Linked DNA regions of Homo sapiens: all the other regions are linked to region 2. The links are chromatin contacts, found by Hi-C or POLR2A ChIA-PET in ENCODE. All regions are on one chromosome and are shown on one strand. The core of a region is the stretch at or near the end of the contact, and the rest is flanking DNA. Distances in the headings are between cores, read along the strand shown.

What was found. A loop is a pair of places that touch in the nucleus more often than their neighbours do. ChIA-PET counts read pairs that join two places held with the same protein, here RNA polymerase II (POLR2A). Pooled maps may share reads with other maps.
Region 1: a loop to region 2 is called in a pooled map, with 4 times the contacts of the local background. The contact joins the enhancer-like site here to the promoter of SBF1 in region 2. A Hi-C loop is called at or near these places in 6 of 50 pooled maps. POLR2A ChIA-PET finds 5 or more read pairs at or near these places in 12 of 52 experiments (A673, AG04450, BJ and 8 more).
Region 3: a loop to region 2 is called in a pooled map, with 2.2 times the contacts of the local background. The contact joins the promoter of MAPK8IP2 here to the promoter of SBF1 in region 2. A Hi-C loop is called at or near these places in 1 of 50 pooled maps. POLR2A ChIA-PET finds 5 or more read pairs at or near these places in 4 of 52 experiments (AG04450, HEK293, Panc1 and 1 more).

What each region holds. Positions count from the first base shown.
Region 1 is chr22:50,398,304-50,401,198 of GRCh38, forward strand. All of the region lies in intron 3 of PPP6R2 (protein phosphatase 6 regulatory subunit 2), which reads left to right. Among named protein-coding and RNA genes, the nearest start is that of MIR12114, 7.7 kb to the right of the region's middle. RefSeq lists enhancers at 1-23, 1,433-2,029. Within about 2 kb of position 1,553, at least 23 of the 41 ENCODE cell types and tissues checked have a DNase peak (open chromatin) inside an H3K27ac peak, as active enhancers do; they include A673, where a contact is called at or near this core.
Region 2 is chr22:50,473,779-50,476,586 of GRCh38, forward strand. SBF1 (SET binding factor 1) reads right to left here and starts at 1,257. Exons shown (of 41, transcript NM_002972.4): 1 at 1,008-1,257. The coding sequence starts at 1,062. RefSeq lists enhancers at 1-599, 1,510-2,419 and silencers at 619-748, 1,169-1,628, 1,209-1,413.
Region 3 is chr22:50,599,446-50,602,254 of GRCh38, forward strand. It overlaps MAPK8IP2 (mitogen-activated protein kinase 8 interacting protein 2), which reads left to right and starts at 1,348. Exons shown (of 12, transcript NM_012324.6): 1 at 1,348-1,438; 2 at 2,344-2,449. The coding sequence starts at 1,374. RefSeq lists a silencer at 758-937 and an enhancer at 1,727-2,227.

The DNA of each region.
Region 1 (2,895 bases), core at 303-2,802, 75 kb before region 2:
TGGGATTACAGACATGCATCACCACACCCAGCTAATTTTTTGTATTTTTAGTAGAGACAGGGTTTCACCATGTTGGCCAGGCTGGTCTCGAATTCCCGACCTCAGGTGATCCATCTGCCTCAGCCTCCCAAAGTGCTGGGATTACAGGCATGAGCCACTGCACCCGGCCCCCATCTCTATTTCTTTATTTAAAAAAAAAAACATATTAAGACTTTTTTTTTTTTTTTTTTGGAAACACAGTCCTTTCTGTCAACCAGGCTGGAGTGCAGTGGCGCGATCTTGGCTCACTGCAACCTCCGCCTCCTGGGTTCAAGCAGTTCTCCTACCTCGGTCTCCTTAGTAGCTGGGACTACAGGCGCACACCAGCATGCCTGGCTAATTTTTTGTATTTTTAGAAGAGACGGGGTTACCATGTTGGCCAGGCTGGTCTTGAACTCTTGAGCTCAGGCAATCTGCCTGCCTCGGCCTCCCAAAGTGCTAGGATAGTGCTAAGATTACAGAAGACACTTTTTTTGAGGCTAGTCAAAGTGCAGCAGTGTTTACACCTAATTGGTCACAAGCAGTTAAGATTTCTTTCTTCCTTCTTCAGTCTGTCTGCGTCACATGACTAGCCTTGTAAATAAAGTGAAACAAAAAACACTTTTTTTGAGAAATAGAATAGGGGCCGGGCGTGGTGGCTCACGCCTGTAATCCTAGCACTTTGGGAGGCTGAGGCGGGCGGATCATGAGGTCAGAAGATGGAGACCATCCTGACTAACACGGTGAAACCCCGTCTGTACTAAAAATACAAAGAATTAGCCAGGCGTGGTGGCCGGTGCCTGTAGTCCCAGCTACTTGGGAAGCTGAGAGAGTAAGTGCACTCCAGCCTGCATGACACAGCAAGACTGTCATCTCTTTAAAAAATAAAAAAAGATGGAGAAGATATAAATATATATGTAGACCAGGAGTTGGCAGACTGTATCTATGAAAAGTCAGAGAGTAAATACTTTAGGCTTTGCAGGTTGTAAGGTCTCTGTTGCAACGGCTCAACTCTGAAGTTGTAGCATGAAAGCAGCTACAGAAAATAGTAAACAAATGGATGGGGCTACATTCCAAGAAGGCTTCATTTATACAGAGCAGCACCTGTGCTTCGCGACTCTGCTATCCTTGCCTAGTGGCACTGCCAGGTTAAACACCGCCTCCCGCAACCTGTTAGCCTTGGAGGTCAGGGTTCTCCTGCAGACCTGGCAGAACACCTCCATGACCACAGGCTCAATTATGGGAGGACTCTTCTTGAAAGTGGAGAATTTGCCTGAGCTGTCTGTGCTCAAGAGAAGCTGCACTTGGTTTGGGTGGATTGGGATCAGGTAGCAGCCACTGACCCTGCTTAATTAAAGCCAGGGGCTGCTCCAGGGAGGTGAGGCCCACACGCTGCCTCTTCCTAAGGCCTCACATGCAGCTAGCCCTGCTTCTGCGGAGCAGCCCTTGGCTGAAAAGCCACTGTGACTGTAAGATGGCTGGTCACCTTCTGGAGTCAGAGCACTGCCTGCCCAGGCCACAGCAGAGGGCGCCACCCCAGGGCTGGAGGCAGCAGCAGTCACATGGTCAGCCCTAGAGCCTGGGGATGCTCCTGGTCTTTTCGTGAGCTCTTGTCTAGTTTGCTTGCCAAGATCTGGATTATTTGAGAAATAAGACAGAAGAGTCAGTAAGAGACACCAAGCTGTCGCTTTCATTACTCATAAAGCAGTGTCATTTATAACTCTGAGCTGTGGGCTTCCTCATTCCTGATTGCAGAATTAGAACTGCTCACCCAGTGGGAAGCAGCAGTGGGTCACAGCGGGCCCCCAGGAAGCACCCCCTGCCGCAGAGAGACTTGCTGCACTCAGGGCAGAACTGAAAGAAAGACAGCGTCTCCACCAAGGGAAACACTGGGAGGAAGGGAACTTTGCCATAACAGTTCCTGGGCCACTGACCATCCACTCCACATCCATTGTCCATCTCCTGTCATGGCTTCTTCCTCTTCTTCGGTTGACTTCCTGTGGTAAATTACACTCTGTTAAAACAGCTTCCTGAGATGGAGTTCGTGGGTGGTGATGTTTAGGGCATCGGGCCTGCGTGTTTGAGACCCTCTGATTAGAAGTTCAGACTGGGCATTACCCCCTGGGCTTTGGGAGCCTCCGTGTTGTCCTCTAGTCTCACAAGTCTGATGTAGCAAGCTCCTGGCTCACGTGTGTCACCTGTTTTCTCTCCTCTCTGAGGGCATTTAGGTTCTTTTCTAAGCCCTATTGTTTCTCAATTTCCCAGTAATGTGGAATTATTCCATGGGTCAGGACAGGGGATCCCCAAAGAGCATCATTGAGCCAAGAGAGTTTCATAGTCAGAGCTTGGGCGAATTTAGTAATAGGTAAGTACAAAATCAAGCAAACAGAAAAATATTGACTCTAAGGGAAAAGTTGTATAAGTAAGCAAAGATATCCCGAGTAGACAAATGAGGTCAACAGTGGATATCCATTTCTTTCATTTGTTGTTCTGGGCTCCCTGAACCCTTTTAGTCTGTACATTTGTGACATTAGCTGAGGGAAATTTCTCATATTGTTTCTTTGATATTTTCCCTCTTTTCTCTTTCTGGGACTTCTAATGAGGTGTTAGATTACTCAAATTAATGCTTTCCTTATTTTTGCTTTTAATGTTTTGTACTTTGCCTTTTTGGCCTACATCTGAGAGACTTCTTCATCTTTTAAGTTCTCATCCTTTTATTGACTTTTCAAAGTTCTACCATTATTTTTTGTTTGTTTTTTAGATGTGAGGTCTTGCTATGTTGCCCAGTCTGGACTCAAACTCCTGGGCTCAAGTGATCCTCCCATCTCAGCCTCCCAAGCAGTTGGAACCACAGGTGCCACCATGCTTAACATCTGT
Region 2 (2,808 bases), core at 7-2,506:
CATCCCCACACACTGCCAGTCTGCAGCTGGGATCTGACAGCCTGAGTGCCAGTCCCAGCCTCTCTGAGCCGGCTCAGGCCAGGCAGTCAGCTTATCCGCGCCTAACTTCTCTACAGATGGGGGCAACACCAGGGCAACCCCGGTGGGCTGCTGGGAGGAAGAGGTGAGATCATGTACACAAAGGGCTGTGCGGGGCCTGGCACACCAAGCACGCTCGCCAACGCTGCTGTCTCCAGGCTGTTGCTGATGTCATCGTCAGGCTCCGTTTTCTCCTACCTCCTGGGCTGAAGAGCTCTCAGACACGGGCGCTGACCCCACACACAGACCTCCTGGGCATGGGCACCGACCGCCACGCTGATACCCCACCCAGGGCTTGGCGTGCAGGGCCTGGACCGTCAGGCGAGTCGCCAGGAATGCTCTTCTCTCTACTCTCGACGCTTCCTCCTCAAATCCTCCCAGTTTCAAATCAAACACCGCTTCTCCATGCACCAAACCCGAACTCCACCCCCTCTTTGCACCCCGCCAAGACCGCCGGGGGCTTCAGACGGAGCACCAAGGTCAGAGGCGGGCTGGCGAGCCGCGGGTCCGCGCCCCTGGAGCCACTAGAGCCACAGCCGCCCGCAGCTGGCCAAGGAGAGAGCCCGTCCCACCCCAAGGAGGCCGGGCAGGCCGGGCCCAGCCTTCTCTCCCTGCCGCCACCAGGCCCGCGCGGCCACGCCGCCCCCAGCGGACGCCCATTCTCCCCACGGGCTGTCCGGTCGGCCCTGGCCTTCAGTCCCCGCCCGGCCCCCGGCCCCGGCCCTCAGTCCTCGGCTCCCCCGACCCCGGCCCTCAGCGCCCAGCCCCCGGTCCTCGGCCCTCAGCGCCCGGCCCTCAGTCCTCGGCCTCCCGACCCAGCCCCCAGCCCTCGGCCCCCAGCCCCCGGCCCTCGACCCTCAGACCCAGCCCCTGGCCCTCAGCACTCGACCCTCGGCCCCCGGCCCTCAGCGCTTGGCCTCGGCACTCACCGCGCGGGTGCGGCCCGAACGCCACCAGCACGAAGTAGTCCGCGAGCCGCGCCATGGCGAGGGACGCGGGGCGGCCCGAGGGGCGCGGGCGGGCTCCGCGGCTCGGGGACTCGAGGACGGCGCGCTCATGGCCCGGCCCCGGCCCTGGACCGCGCACCCCGGACACCCCTGGTTCGCTCCGCGGCGGCGGCGGCGGCGGCGGCGGCGGCCCAGGTTCCCGCCGCCATCTTCCCAGCCAGCCGGCCCGCCCGGGCGCGCCGTGCGCCTGCGCGCTGTCGTCAAGCCCTGAGCGGGCGGGGCCTGCAACCGCGCATCTCCATTGGTCCAGAGGGTGGGAGGGCGGCTCCCGAGAGCAGCGCCCCGCCCATCGCTGACCACTCTGGGGCCCGAGCACCGCCCCTCGGGCCGGGCACCTGGACTACGGCTCCGGCGGGTCTGACGCCCTGACCCGGGTCGGCTGTGGTGTCGGCGGGAGGCATGGGCCAGGACCACAGCTGCCCTCGCCGTTGGGACTCCCCGCACAGGAGCCCGAACCCCACCCCTGGGCCGTCCCAATCTGGGGATCGGGTCCCCAGACTCCTCGTCCCCCGCCCCTCTCTGTCCAGCGGGAGAAAGGCGGGAGAAGCCTAGGCGCTGCCTACCGGGCCCCCCAAACTAGAAGTCAGAGGAGGCGCAGGGCCATCACCTCAGGGGCTGCCAGCCTGGCGATGGGGAACAGAGAGAGAATTCAGGCCCTGCCCTTGGGGTCCCAGGCTGAAGAGCCCCCATCTAGGCCAAGTGAGACATTTAACACAGCTTAAAAACGGCACGCTCATGTCCCCCTGTAAAGAGCAAATGTTCTAAGCGTGTGAGGCACATGAGGCCACGGAGCAGGGGGCTCTGGGAAAGCTGCATCCCCCAGGATCCCTGACAGTGCCCACCCCTCTCAAGGGCAGGGCTGGCCAGGGCCACCCCTGAAGTGGCTCAGGGATGAGCATGAGCCCAGAGCAGAACATGCTGGGAGAGAAGGTGCAGGAGCCAGCCTGGTGCAGCAGGGAAACCCCTCTGAGCACAGCAGGCCAAGGTCTGTTTTTTGTTATGTTTTGTTTTGTTTTTGAGGCAGAGTCTCAATCCGTCACCCAGGCTGAAGTGCAGTGACACCATCTTGGCTCACTGGAACGTCCGTCTCCTGGGTTCAAGCAATTCTCCCGCCTCAGCTTCCCGCGTAGCTGGGATTACAGGTGTGCACCACCATGCCCGGCTAATTTTTGTATTTTAGTAGAGAGGGGGTTTCACCATGTTGGCCAGGCTGGTCTTGAACTCCTGACCTCAGGCCATCCACCCACCATGGCGTCCCAAAGTGCTGGGATTACAGGCATGAGCCACCGCCCCCAGCCCGAAGGTCTGTTTTTTGTTTTTTGTTTGTTTTTGTTTGTTTGTTTTGAGACAGAGTCTCGCTCTGTCGCCCAGGCTGGAGTACAGTGGCGTGATCTTGGCTCACTGCAAACTCCGCCTCCCAGGTTCACATCATTCTCCTGCCTCAGCCTCCCGAGTAGCTGGGACTACAAGCACCTGCCACCACGCCCAGCTAATTTTTTGTATTTTTAGTAGCGACAGGGTTTCACTGTGTTAGCCAGGATGGTCTCGATCTCCTGACCTCGTGATCCGCCCATCTCGGCCTCCCAAAGTGCTGGCATTACAGGTGTGAGCCACCGCGCCTGGCCCTGAAGGTCTGTTTTTAAATGAGTTTGGCTGCTGCAAGAACTGGCCAAATGACTGGCATCCAGTCTCCATCCATGGGCAGGAGCCAGCCCAAGAGAAT
Region 3 (2,809 bases), core at 98-2,597, 130 kb after region 2:
CACCTGTAATCCCAGCACTTTGGGAGGCTGAGGCCAGAGGATAGCTGAGCCCAGGAGTTTGAGACCAACCTGGGCAATACAGAGAGAGCCGGTCTCTCTCTCTCTCTTTTTTTTTTTTTGAGACGGAGTCTTGCTCTTGCCAGGCTGGAGTGCAGTGGCGCAATCTCGTCTCACTGCAACCTCCGCTTCCCGGGTTCAAATGATTCTCCTGGCTCAGCCTCCCAAGTCGCCGGGACTACAGGCGCCCGCCACCACGCCCGGCTAATTTTTTTGTATTTTTAGTAAAGACGGGGTTTCACCATGTTGGCCAGGATGGTCTCTGGTCTCGATCTCTTGACGTCGTGATCCACCCGCCTTGGCCTCTCAAAGTGGTGGGATTGCAGGCGTGAGCCACCGCGCCCAGCCACCGGTCTCTATTTTAGAAAGAAAAAAAGTGTCCTGCAGTCTCTCCCTAGTTCTGCGCCCTCAACCCTGATCTCCCGCCTCCTCCCACAGCCACCGTCTCGAGCTCAGCTTCAACCATGGCCCTCCCCACAGGGCTCCATCCCAAGCCAGAGCGGGTCAGTTCCCTACACAGGGCCCAGCAACACGGTGCCCAAGAAAAAGTGTTTCCAGTGGGACGCATGTCGCCTCCGTGGGTGCTAACTTCTCCCAGTGCCCGTCGGTACGTCCGTCCGGCTGTGCAGTCTCTACTGAGTGCTCAAAGTCCACTTTTAGCCCCAGCCAGCATCCTCTGAGTACCTTGTGCTCGATTCTGAATCCAGCCCTGCTCGGCGACCCTCGTGCAGACGTCCCCGTGCAGCCCCGGTCAGCACCCCGTGGGGACAGCTCCGATCAGCACCCGACGGCGGACAGCTCCTCCCGCGCCTCCCGCCTCGCCCGCCACCCCGCTCCGGGCCGCACCCGGGTTAGGGTTCCTGGGGGGATCCTGGGCGCGGCGGCGCAGCTCCCGGGGCCGCCCCGGCCTCTCGCCCAGAGGAAACAGCCCACGGCGAACCCGAGGCCCGCGGACCCCGGCGCTGCCTCCTCGGCCTCCCGCCCCGCGCGGGTCCTCCAGGGCGGGGCCCGACGCCCACCCGCCCGCCCCTTCCCTCCCGCCCCTCCCCGGGAAAAATCCTCATCGCACGCCCGGCCCTTCCCCAACCAGCGCCCGGCAGTGAAGCCGCCGCCTCTCCTCCAACCAGCGTCCCCGGCCGCGTCCCTCCCCCGCCTCCCCCGCCGCCCTCCCCGCGCCGCCGCGGAGTCCGGGCGAGGTGCGCGGGGCGGACGCCGCAGGGCGTGTCACGAGGTGAGCGGGGCGGGCCGAGCGCCGGCGCGGGGCGCGGCGAGGCTCCCGCACCCCCCGCCGCAGTCGCGGGCCTCTCCCGGAGAAGATGGCGGATCGCGCGGAGATGTTTTCTCTCTCCACCTTCCACTCGCTGTCGCCGCCGGGCTGCAGGTACCCCCCTCGGCGCCCGGGCCGGGCGGACCCTCCGCTCCCTGCGCACCCCCCCGACCCCGACCCGGCCCGGACCCCCGTCCCCGCCGCCCCAGCCCCGCCGCCGGCGCGGACCCGGCCCCGGCCCCCTGCGGTCCCTGAGCCTCGGCTCGGGCGCCCCACCCCCACCCCGCTCCCACTCCCTCCATCTTCACCGCGCGTCCCCAGCCTCAGTGACCCCCGGGCCCCGCCGGGATTCTGAGCCGCGCCCGGCCTGGACGGCTGACCTGTCAAGGGTGGAGGCCCTGGGCCGACCCTCTGCGGGGGAGGATGCGGGCGGGATGCGGGCACACCCTCCCGGCGCGGCGTGTCCCGGTGGCCTTGGCCTCTTTCAGTGGACGCCAGACCTGGCCGATAGGGCCCGGCCGGGAGAGAGTGGAAATCAAGCCCGGAGCCCTGCGGGAAGGGACTGGGGTTGGGAGGACGCTGGGCCTCTGGGTTTAGGCCTCACTCCGCCGGAGAGGGGGAGACAAACAGGCCAGACTCTCTTCCCAGAGCAGGAGCGACCCCTCCCCATCTGCCGCTGCCGCGTTGCAGCTCCCCCTCCCCTGCTCTGCAAGACCCTGACCCCAGGGGCCTGGAGCTGCGAGTGGAGGGAGGAGAGGCTGCTGGCTCTCCAGGGAGGCGGGGTGGGAGGGGTGGGGGCAGGGTTGGCTCCTCCGGGCAGGCCTGGCTCAGATGGGGGAGGGGATCCACAGGCGAGCAGAGCTTGGGGGTCAAGATGATGGCAGGATGTGTTCCGAGAGCTGGGGGCTGTGGAAACCACTGGGTGTAGGAGCTGACGCCTCCCTCTGCCCCTCCTCAGGGCCAGTTGCCAGGCAGGGAGTCCAGGGTTGGTGGCTCTCTGACCCTGGTCTCCTTTCCAGGCCTCCCCAGGACATAAGCCTGGAAGAATTTGACGACGAAGATCTGTCTGAGATCACTGATGACTGTGGCCTGGGCCTCAGCTACGACTCAGACCACTGTGAGAAGGTGGGAGAAGAGTTGGGGACACAGATCCAGCTCAAGGGAGGGCCTCATTAGGTTCTTCTTAGCGTTCACTTGGGGTTTTAGGGTGGGTGTGAGCTCAGCCTTGAACCGGGGACTCCTCTGATGGCTCCTCCCCACTTAACCCTTGAGGTTTCCTTGGTATCAACTCTCTCTTATTCCAACACATTGCAGGCCTCCACGCAGGGCCTTCCCCAGCATTCTCCCCGACCCCATCGGTGGCCAGCCCGGGGCAGGGAGGTGCTCCTTTGCTTTGGGTGCCCTCTGTCCTCAGATCACTCCCAGAAAGATCTAATCCCTGGCAGCTGCCATCACAACCTTGTCCCCTCTGCAGCCCTGTGCCCT